Regions from separate parts of the Mus musculus genome. Here region 2 is linked to region 1. A link is a loop called in an ENCODE intact Hi-C map of the cell type or tissue named here. Cell type or tissue: left cerebral cortex. All regions are shown on one strand. Links, peaks and the distances in the headings refer to the core of each region. The heading gives the core; the rest is flanking DNA. Region 1 holds the start of Gm31298 (a long non-coding RNA gene). Region 2 holds the start of Mob3a (MOB kinase activator 3A).

What was found. Peaks named below come from ENCODE experiments on the same cell type or tissue, not always from the same donor. Only the 100,000 strongest peaks of a DNase experiment are listed, where the experiment ranks them.
Region 2: a loop joins it to region 1, with 2.6 times the contacts of the local background. A loop is called at or near these places in 1 of 42 quality-filtered maps.

The regions. Positions count from the first base shown.
Region 1 is chr10:80,621,606-80,625,986 of GRCm38, forward strand. It overlaps Gm31298 (a long non-coding RNA gene), which reads right to left and starts at 1,142. Exons shown (of 3, transcript XR_871877.3): 1 at 872-1,142. It also overlaps a transcript of Csnk1g2 not described here. In left cerebral cortex, for the core only: CTCF peaks have their summits at 270 and 2,285; DNase peaks (open chromatin) are centred at 547, 869, 1,455, 2,101 and 2 more places; H3K4me3 peaks cover 3,012 bases; H3K27ac peaks cover 2,681 bases.
Region 2 is chr10:80,699,893-80,704,273 of GRCm38, forward strand. Mob3a (MOB kinase activator 3A) reads right to left here and starts at 1,928. Exons shown (of 4, transcript NM_172457.2): 1 at 1,905-1,928. It overlaps Izumo4 (IZUMO family member 4), which reads left to right and starts at 2,801. Exons shown (of 10, transcript NM_027829.3): 1 at 2,801-3,067; 2 at 3,157-3,237; 3 at 3,317-3,388; 4 at 3,838-3,864; 5 at 3,961-4,036; 6 at 4,147-4,194; 7 at 4,288-4,302. The coding sequence starts at 2,824. In left cerebral cortex, for the core only: CTCF peaks have their summits at 664 (motif pointing right), 2,091 and 2,838; DNase peaks (open chromatin) are centred at 2,213, 2,684 and 3,817; H3K4me3 peaks cover 2,546 bases; H3K27ac peaks cover 2,075 bases.

The DNA of each region.
Region 1 (4,381 bases), core at 167-4,166:
AGGCTGGCAGGGGAGCTGCCATTTGGCCCCAGGTGACCTGCTGCAGGATTGGGACCCCAGAGGTTCTGGCATCTGGGAAGATATGGCCGTGCAAAAGAACGAAGAAAAAAACTAAGGATGAGGGGGTCATGTCTGTCATCCTAGCACTTGATGAATGAGGCAAAAGGGATTACGAAGAGTTGGGGGGCAGCCTTAACGACATAGTAGGGCTGTCTCTAAAATTAAAAAAAAAATCAAAATAAAATTTTAAAGAATTAAAACCGAGACAGGCAGTGCTGACTCTGACCACTTGCCGCTAACCAAAAGCGACATTTTGCTGCGGTGCGGACCATTAATTTTAGAATAGTATCTTCTTTTATGGAAACAACTTCCGGATCCAGCGCCAACCTCAACCACCACGGAGATCACGCCCCTCTATAACGCCCACCGTGACGTCAGGTGGCGAGACAGTGACGTCACAGACATGGTTGTGGGTTGGCGCCCGGGAGACCGCCACGCGTCTCCATGGCAACGAAAGGGTGCTGCCAGGCGGATTGCGTAAGCCCCGCCCCCACAAGGGTGGGTCCGCTGCTGGTCCTATAAACAGCTCAGGTACGCTCCCGTAGTCATCAGTCTCTGGTGTCCCGCGGGACCTGCAGACCAGCGGCCTCGGCTTGTCCGCAAAGCGCGGCGGCCGTAGCGCGGCGAATCCTTACCAACAGGCGCCGTCGCAAAATGGCGTGTCCACTTCTCGGTCACGCCCCTACGTTTTGATAAAGCTTCGCTCCCCTCTTCCCACCTACACCCTATTGTGGTAAAGCTACGCCCTACCAGCAGGCCACTCCCACAACCATCGTAAAGCGCTCAACTTGCCTCTAGGCCACTCCCCTACCTTGTGGTTAAAATACCGCGCTCATCTTCAAGCCACGCCTTCACACTGTCGTAAAACTTCACCTTCGCCTCAGAGCCACAGCTCCGACCGTCGTAAAGCGCCGCGCTCCCCTCCAATACCGTACCCACACTGTCGTAAAGCCGCGTTCCGTTCCTTAAGGCCACGCCCCGCGCTGTGACGTAGAACGCGCACGCCTCTCGCGGCTCGGGTTGCGACTGCGCAGTGGAGCGCGGAGGCCGCCGCCCCCCGCTGGCGGACGCTGGCGGCGTAAGGCGCGCGGGGGCTCCGCGGAGCGGGCGCGGCGGAGCGGCGGAGCCCGGCCCTCTCCGCCGAACATGCCGAGGCCGGCCCCGGTAGCGCGGGAGCCGGAGCGGGGGCCCGAGCCGGAGCGCGAACGTGCGCGGGGCCCGGAGCGGGGGACGCCGCGCTGCTGAGCTCGGCCACCGCCGCCCGCGGGCCCCAGGCGGGGCGCAGGTAATGTTGCGCGCGCAGGGTCGGCCGTGCCCCACCCCCGCCGCGTCGGGACCCCGTGACTCCCACTGACCCCGGATAACCCCACTCCGCACCGGGTCGAGCATGGTGTGCACCCTGCGTTTCCTGACTGGGTTTCTGCACCCGGCGACCCCCACTTCCGGTCACCCTGCCTCAGTATCCCTCACTGTCCCTGACCCCACCTTTGCTCTGGCTCTCTGGTCCCTGAATTCGAATGGGCACTGTTTCCTGGGTGCTCAGCTCACCTGCGACACCCAGGCGTCCCCACTTCCGGTCACCCTCCCCCGAGACCCCGCATTCTGCCTCAGTGTTCCATCTCACTTTGACCCCATTCTTGTTCCTGCGCTCTGACTTCCAAGTTTCCTGTGTCTCCTTCCTAGGTGTTCAGCTCACCTGCAACCCCCTCCCACGTTTTTCTCCGTGTCCCCCGATGTCCCTTTCTTGTCCCTAGATCCCTCTAAACACCTGGTCACCAGGCCTCCTGCCATCTGGACTCGGCTCCCTGTCCGTCCACACTCCCAGCACTTCTTCCTGATGCTGACTCTTTACTGTTTGTGGACCTGATGGTTTGTTGAGGGAGAAGAGCTGGGGGTCTTAGGGACAGGGACAGAGGGTCCTGTCTAGGTGGAAGAGGACCTGTTGCTGAGAGCTGCTTGGGAACTCTAGGCCCAGCTGCCTGCGCCCTCCCCCTTCCGCTCTGGCCACCGGCTTTGTTTTCCGGAAACACACGGTTCAAGGCGGGAGGGGTGAGATGTCTGAGCAGGCTGCCGGATCCCCTGCTGGTCCCCCTCTGCCTCAACTTTGTGCACGGGTGACTGTGACTTTTTCAATAAGAGATGGAATTAGAAAGAATGTCTGCAGAGAGCGGTGTTTGTAGTGTCCTGGACTTATAAGTTGGGGCCAGATGGTTTTCATCTTGGTGGCCTCCTAATGGCAGTTTGCAGGAAGCAGTCTGGGAGGTGGTGTGTAGGTGGAGACCTGTCTGTATCCTCTCCGGCTCATCCCTCAGGGCTCTGGAGGCAGATGGGGATCTTTGTCTAGGGGGACTGTGGGAGCTGGTGGGTGGAAGGCACAAAGGCCTTGTTGGTGTAGGAGAAACCCCAGCAGCCTACAGAGATTGTGTTAACCAAGTCAGGTGCTAGGGTGAACACTGTCTGGGCCCCTCGGCTGCCCCGGGGGATTTGCTTGGGTGTAGAGGAAAATGGTGTCTGCGGGTCTCTCTCTGCACCAGAGGTGTGTGGTACTGGCTGGTGGGTTCCTTTCCCAACCCCCAGATCACAGGGATGCAGTGCCTGTCTGCCTGCCATGTGTCTCCCAGGCCTGAACTAACACTGCTCATTCCCCACCCTTCCTACAAAGGCTGAGCCCTGCTCATACCCTGGGAGCCAGGGGACATGGGGGGAACTAGATGGACTGAGCAGAGCACTGAGGACCCCAGGGAGGGCCAGATCTAGATGCTCTAAAGCCAGCCTAGGCTCCAGGGCCTGCTGCAAGCTAGTGGGGTGAGATGTAGTGTCTGCATGCATCTTACTCCTGGGCCTGCTTGCTCAGGAGAGGTGGCCTCTCTTCTGCTTTGATTTTACCTTGGAGTGGTCACATCCAAGAGGCCAGGCAGCCAGTGCTGTCCACCATGGTTTGTAGTATCATGGGATTGTTGTGGCTTTTCTGTAATCATACAGTCACTGCCTCTGGCAGAGGATGTAGGTAAGATGTTTGGTAGTTGAACTGCTCCCACAAGCCCATCCGCATCTTTGAGGAAGCCAGCATGCCCATTTGAGAATTGGGACAAATGGCGGTGTGCCAGATAAATGCAGGAGACCATTTGTGTTCCTGGGGAGCTTACGAATGAGGGATGCTTGTGCAGAGATGTGTATTCACTCAGTGGCAGGACAGATACTGTGCTGCATGGTGGATAGTTTTTATTCTGTGTGACTTCTTTCTGCTGAGATGCACCACCTAGGCCCTTTCCACCCACAGCAGCTGGGGGCTGGTGAGGCCCTGCTCTCGCCTGTGTGGTAAGCCAGGTGGGAGGAGTGAGGAAAAGTAGGATTAAGTGTCCTGTAGTGTAGCCTTTGGTGTCAAGATGGCATAGGACAGGCAGTGGCTTTCTTGTTATCTGGGGGACAAATGGGGCCATGTGAAAGAGCCCTAGCCTGGAGCTACATCATGGTGGAGAAGTGGGTAGGACTTTATTCAGGTTCCCCCACACATCTGTTGTCCAGGGCCTTGGTGTACATGCTCTTGCTGGACCCAAGCTCTGTCCTTGTAGGCTGGATATCAACTTGCCAGTCAGTGCCCTGGGCAGTCTTTGCCTGAGAGCCTGTTAGTTGATGTTGGCACAGCCATAGGCATGAAGCTCACAGAGTTGTCTATGCACTTAGCTGAGAGCTGGTGAGCTGAGAAGACCCTTAATCTGGGGCTTGTGTGGTATGGTGTCCATGAGGTGGCCATAGCACCTTTTATAGAGGGATAACCTGTTCCATAGAGGAGGACCACCTGATGTTAGTAACCCTGGGGCCAGAGGATATGCTGGTGAAGGCCAGGATGGCTGCACTCTGAGGAAGCCCATCTTGCATGGCCCTGTGGGTTAGGACACATCTATGCCTTTGCTATCCTATCCACTCCCTGTCACCTGTTACATTCAGAGCTGGGCAGTAGTGCTTGTGTGGGAACCTGCCCATGAATTGCTCTGACCTCAGTGGGTCAAAGTTGTCCCCATCCTGGTCCCTGGGAGGTGTCTTGATCTCAAGGTGTGTGGTGTTGGGGAACCTCAGCAGGTCTCCACTCAGCTCCTGAAATGCAGAAACATACCTGGTCACCTGAGGAGACACTCTGGCTGCTTACCCTTGGGTGGTGGGACAGGTTCCCTAGGCCTATGGGACCATCAGACTCTATGGACTCCGTCTCTCTGTGCTCTGCACCATACACTGCACTGTCACCAAGAGGCTCCGTTCTGGGCAGAGAGGGCACAGAACACTCAGAACAGGTGGCAGTCAAAGAGCCACGCCTGGGACCCAC
Region 2 (4,381 bases), core at 126-4,125, 78 kb after region 1:
CATTCCTGCAGTTCTAGTTCTTGGGGGGGCTGAATCAGGAGAACTTGACACGGTCCTGGGCTACCGAGGGAGTGACAAGCCAGCTGGGATGTGTACACCGCTGGAGCCATAGCTCTGTGCGTAAGAGTGCTCGGCTGTTCTTGCAGAGGTCTGGGATTCAGGTCCCTGCACTCACATGGCAGCTCACAACCGCACGTGACACCCTCAGAAGAGGCTCCTGTAGGCAAGTGGCACACATACACACACAATAAAAACTACATTTCTCCTAGGTAAGAGGCATGCCATTCACACAGTGCCCTGCAGTGTCGTCCTGGTCTCAGGGTGACACTAAGGTCGGGGATGGGGGGCTCTGCTCAGTCCACATCTCTGATCCCAGACAGATAAATTTCAATTCAAACATATGTTTCTATCACGTTCACTCCGCCCTAACATTGAAATTAATTCTACTTTGGGGTAGGGCTTATCACCCCCCTCCTCCAATACTGGGGAGGAACCCAGGCTCATACACACCCTAAGTTAATGTTCTGCTCCTGAGCCCTCACTGGGGGAATTCTAGGCGGGGCTCCACCCTGATTACACCCCCAGCCCTGTTGCTCTTTTTTTTTAAGATTTATTTTATATATGTGAGTACACTGTTGCTGTCTTTATACACACCAGAAGAGGGCATCAGATCCCATTACAGATGGTTGTGAGCCACCATGTGGTTGCTGGGAATTGAATTCAGGACCTCAGGAAGAGCACTAGCCCCCTTTTGCTCTTTTTGAGGTGAGATTTCACTAAGTGTCCCAGGCTGCCCTTGAACTTAAATGGCACTGGAATGGATCAAGATGGAGAAAGGACAGACATCAAGAAGCCCCAGGGGTGGAACTCTCTAGCCTTGTCACCTCTGCTGTTCACTGAGTTCTAAAAACAAGCCCAGGACAGGGGCGGTTAAAACCTGGTTTTCGGAAGTTCTCAGGTTATCTGCTTCTGCCTTTGTCAATGGTTAAGTCTGTGGTCTCTTTTGCATCCTGCTGCCTCCAGCTAGCACCTCTCTGAAGCCCCATCACTTACAGAGCTAGTAACCACTTCCTCCATGCTGAAGGAAGAGCTGGCTGACCTGAGAGTCCTACCTAACTGTCCCCTGACACTCCCACCCCTAGTTCCTGAGCTCCCAACTCTGCATAACGGTAGCAAATCAGAAACCAAAGTTACAAGGATACACGTGGAGCTCTGGAATAATAATTGCCCTGCCTTAACACTATGCCAACCTCTACTTGACTGTAGGCACTTTATTCTATGGAGCCTAGGGAAGGGGTGGAGGCAGGAGGGAAGAGAAAAGGCAAAGTTATTGGCGCAGACCTTTAATCTCAGCGTTCAGGAGGCACAGGCAGGGTGATCTCGCTGAGTTCCAGGATAGCCTGGGCTAAATATAAAAGGAAAGAATTAAAGAAAAGAAAAGAAAAGAAAAGAAAAAAGAAAAAGAAACTGCGGCCAAAGTTAACTTTCTGTGATCTGTTTTTGAGTCTCTCCATCCAGCCTTTCAATGGCTTATTTAGGGGAGGCCGAGGAGTGCTGAAGAGGCAGAAGTAGGGATAGAACCCAGGGCTTTCTACACACAAGGCAAATGCTTCACTCCAGAGCAAGAGCCCAGACCTTCAATGAAGTTTAACAGAAACGTGATCATTTCAAACAAATGAGTCAGCGGAGATGGGAAGGAGGATCCTATCCAGCCGCTGGAGGCTAGCCTGTGCTATCTAGGACCTCAAATATTAAACACGCTTTTGATCCATGACGCTTCCTTTCTCCCTCCTTTTGACAGATCCAGGTCCCCAGCGCCCACTCTGGGCCGGTCGCTGGACACTGTCACCCTGAGGGATGAAGTCCCGCTGCCCGCCGCCCGCCTTGGCCCTCGGAGGACCCACCTGGCTGTCCGGAACCGTCTCTCGCTTCGCCCAGTCTCCGGCCGCGCCCGCAGAGGGACACGCCCGCGGAGGGACACGCCGCACGCCCCGCCCAGGCCGCGCCCGCCAGCCGGATTTACTTCCCTTAAAGGGAAGCAGCCCGGATGGAGGTGTGGCGCCCGAGTTCGGAGGATCACGGTGTGAAAGGCAGGCGGCACTCCGCGCCCCTGGAGACCAGGACGGGCGCTGCTAATTGGCTGTAGTGGAGCGGATGAGGGGCGGGACGAGCCCTCCCTCGCTGGCTCGGGAACTGGCGCCAGCCCAAAGCGCATGCGTAAGGCGCTGTGGATGGGGTGGAGCCTGGGGACAGACTGGCATTACCAGTTGCCAATTGTAACTGGAGAGATTCAGTTACACTCTCCTGGGGAGATCCAGTAGAGCCAGCCCTGGGACAGAAGTCCGGATGGCGGTGGGGTGGGTGTGGTGACAGGCTAGAAAGGGGTGGAGCCATCCGTGGGCGGTACCAGGCCTGTAGGCGGAACCAGGCCTGGGACAGGAGTCTAATCGGGGCCTGGCCAGGTAGGGGCGGAGCCATCCGTGGGCAGGCGCTGTCTTTTTTTTTTTTTTCGAGACAGGGTTTCTCTGTGTAGTCCTGGCTGTCCTGGAACTCACTTTGTAGACCAGGTTGGCCTCGAACTCAGAAATTCGCCTGCCTCTGCCTCCCAAGTGCTGGGATTAAAGGCTTGCGCCATCAGGCCCGGTGGGCGGGACATGTCTAAGCGGGGCGGGACCAGAGTTGGAAGCATGATCAGGCCCGGGCAGGGGATGGCGCGGCCAGGGTCCACAGCGCGAGCTGTTGGTTGGTGCGGCGTGGCAGGGCGTGGCGCGGGAGGCACCGTTGGTTGGTGCGCGGCTGGAGGGTGCGGCGCTGGCGGCGCCGATGTTTGGGCAAGGCAGGCTGGGCCAGGCCATGGCCCTGCTGTTGTTTCTGGGCATGACAGCGGCGCTGGCCCGGGGCTGCCTGCAGTGCGACCCCAATTTCGCGGAGAAGTTCTCCTTCTATCGTCACCACGTGAACCTCAAGTCGTGGTGGGTGGGTGACATTCCTGTGTCGGGGATGCTGCTCTCCGATTGGATCCAGAACACGATGAAGGAGCTCCATCTGGCCATTCCTGCTGAGATCAGTGAGCGGCGGAACCCATTCCAGGGTCAGAAGAGCAGCAGGGAACCGGGCAGGGCCACTCATTTGCTTGCTTTTTCCTCCTGCCCTTAGCCCGGAAGAAGCTATATCAAGTAGCAGAAGCCGTGTACCAGAGGATGGACCAGCTGTACCAGGGGAAGATGTACTTCCCAGGTAAAAAGAGAAACAGGTGGGGCCGGTGCGAGCTGCTACGCACCTGAACTTGACCGTTCTGCTGTGACTCTCACATCAGGGTATTTCCCCAATGAGCTGCGGGCCATCTTCCGGGAGCAAGTGCGCCTCATCCAGAACGCCATCATAGAGAGTGAGCAGTGGGCTCCACAGAGGGGAAGATGATCATGGCCGCTGGCACTTCAGGGCTAGGGGCACTGGAAACAGGGCTCAGGGAGGAGTGACTCTGCAGGAGGCCCTTTTGCATAAATGTTTGCTAGCATGCCCATCACCCCCTTATTTCTGTCAAACTAGTCTCCTGGTGGCACCTAGGAACAATGGAACCATCCTTCCCTTAGGTTATCCCCATCTTTCACTGCAACTGACCCCTTCCTACATCCATGAAACTCATGTAGCACAAGCGTGTAATCCCAGCACTCAGAAATGAGGGAACGAGGCAAGAAGATTGCCACAAATCACAAGGCAGCCTAGGCTACCTTCTCTGTGCTAGGGTATCCTGGGCTACAAAAACAAGTGGGGCTGAGGTGTTGAGCTCTGGGCCTTGTCAGAAAGCACTATCCTGTTATGTCCTCCCCTCCCCAGGCCGCATTGACTGTCAGCGTCACTGTGGTAAGTGAACCATGGTCCAGGCTAAGGGCCACAGTGGCAGTGGCCCAGGCTGGGGAGGGCCCAGGGGAGTCTGGGGCTGCTTCTCATATATTGCAGGTATCTACCAGTACGAGACCATCTCCTGCAGCAACTGCACGGACTCCCACGTCATTTGCTTTGGCTACTACTGCAAGTATGGCTCATGCAGCAATCCCACTGCCCCTGGGGTCCTAGGCAAGGAAGGGGACCAGGGCCTTGGGGATACCCCACCACCAAGTCTTGTGTTCCCCCCCCCCACCCCAGGTCATCGGCACAGTGGGAGTCAGCTGTACAGGGCCTTCTGAAATACATGTGAGCTGGGGCTTATTGGGTACCAGGACATGGAGAGGGAGACACCAAGGGAGGCCACTTGGTCCCCTGACTCCAAACCTACTGTCATTGTAGAAACACCTGGCACAAGTAAGTTCCTGCTGGAATCCAAGGTTGTGTGTGCCTTATGATGAGGGGTTGAAGCTTGCCAAGGCTCAGGAGGACCTTG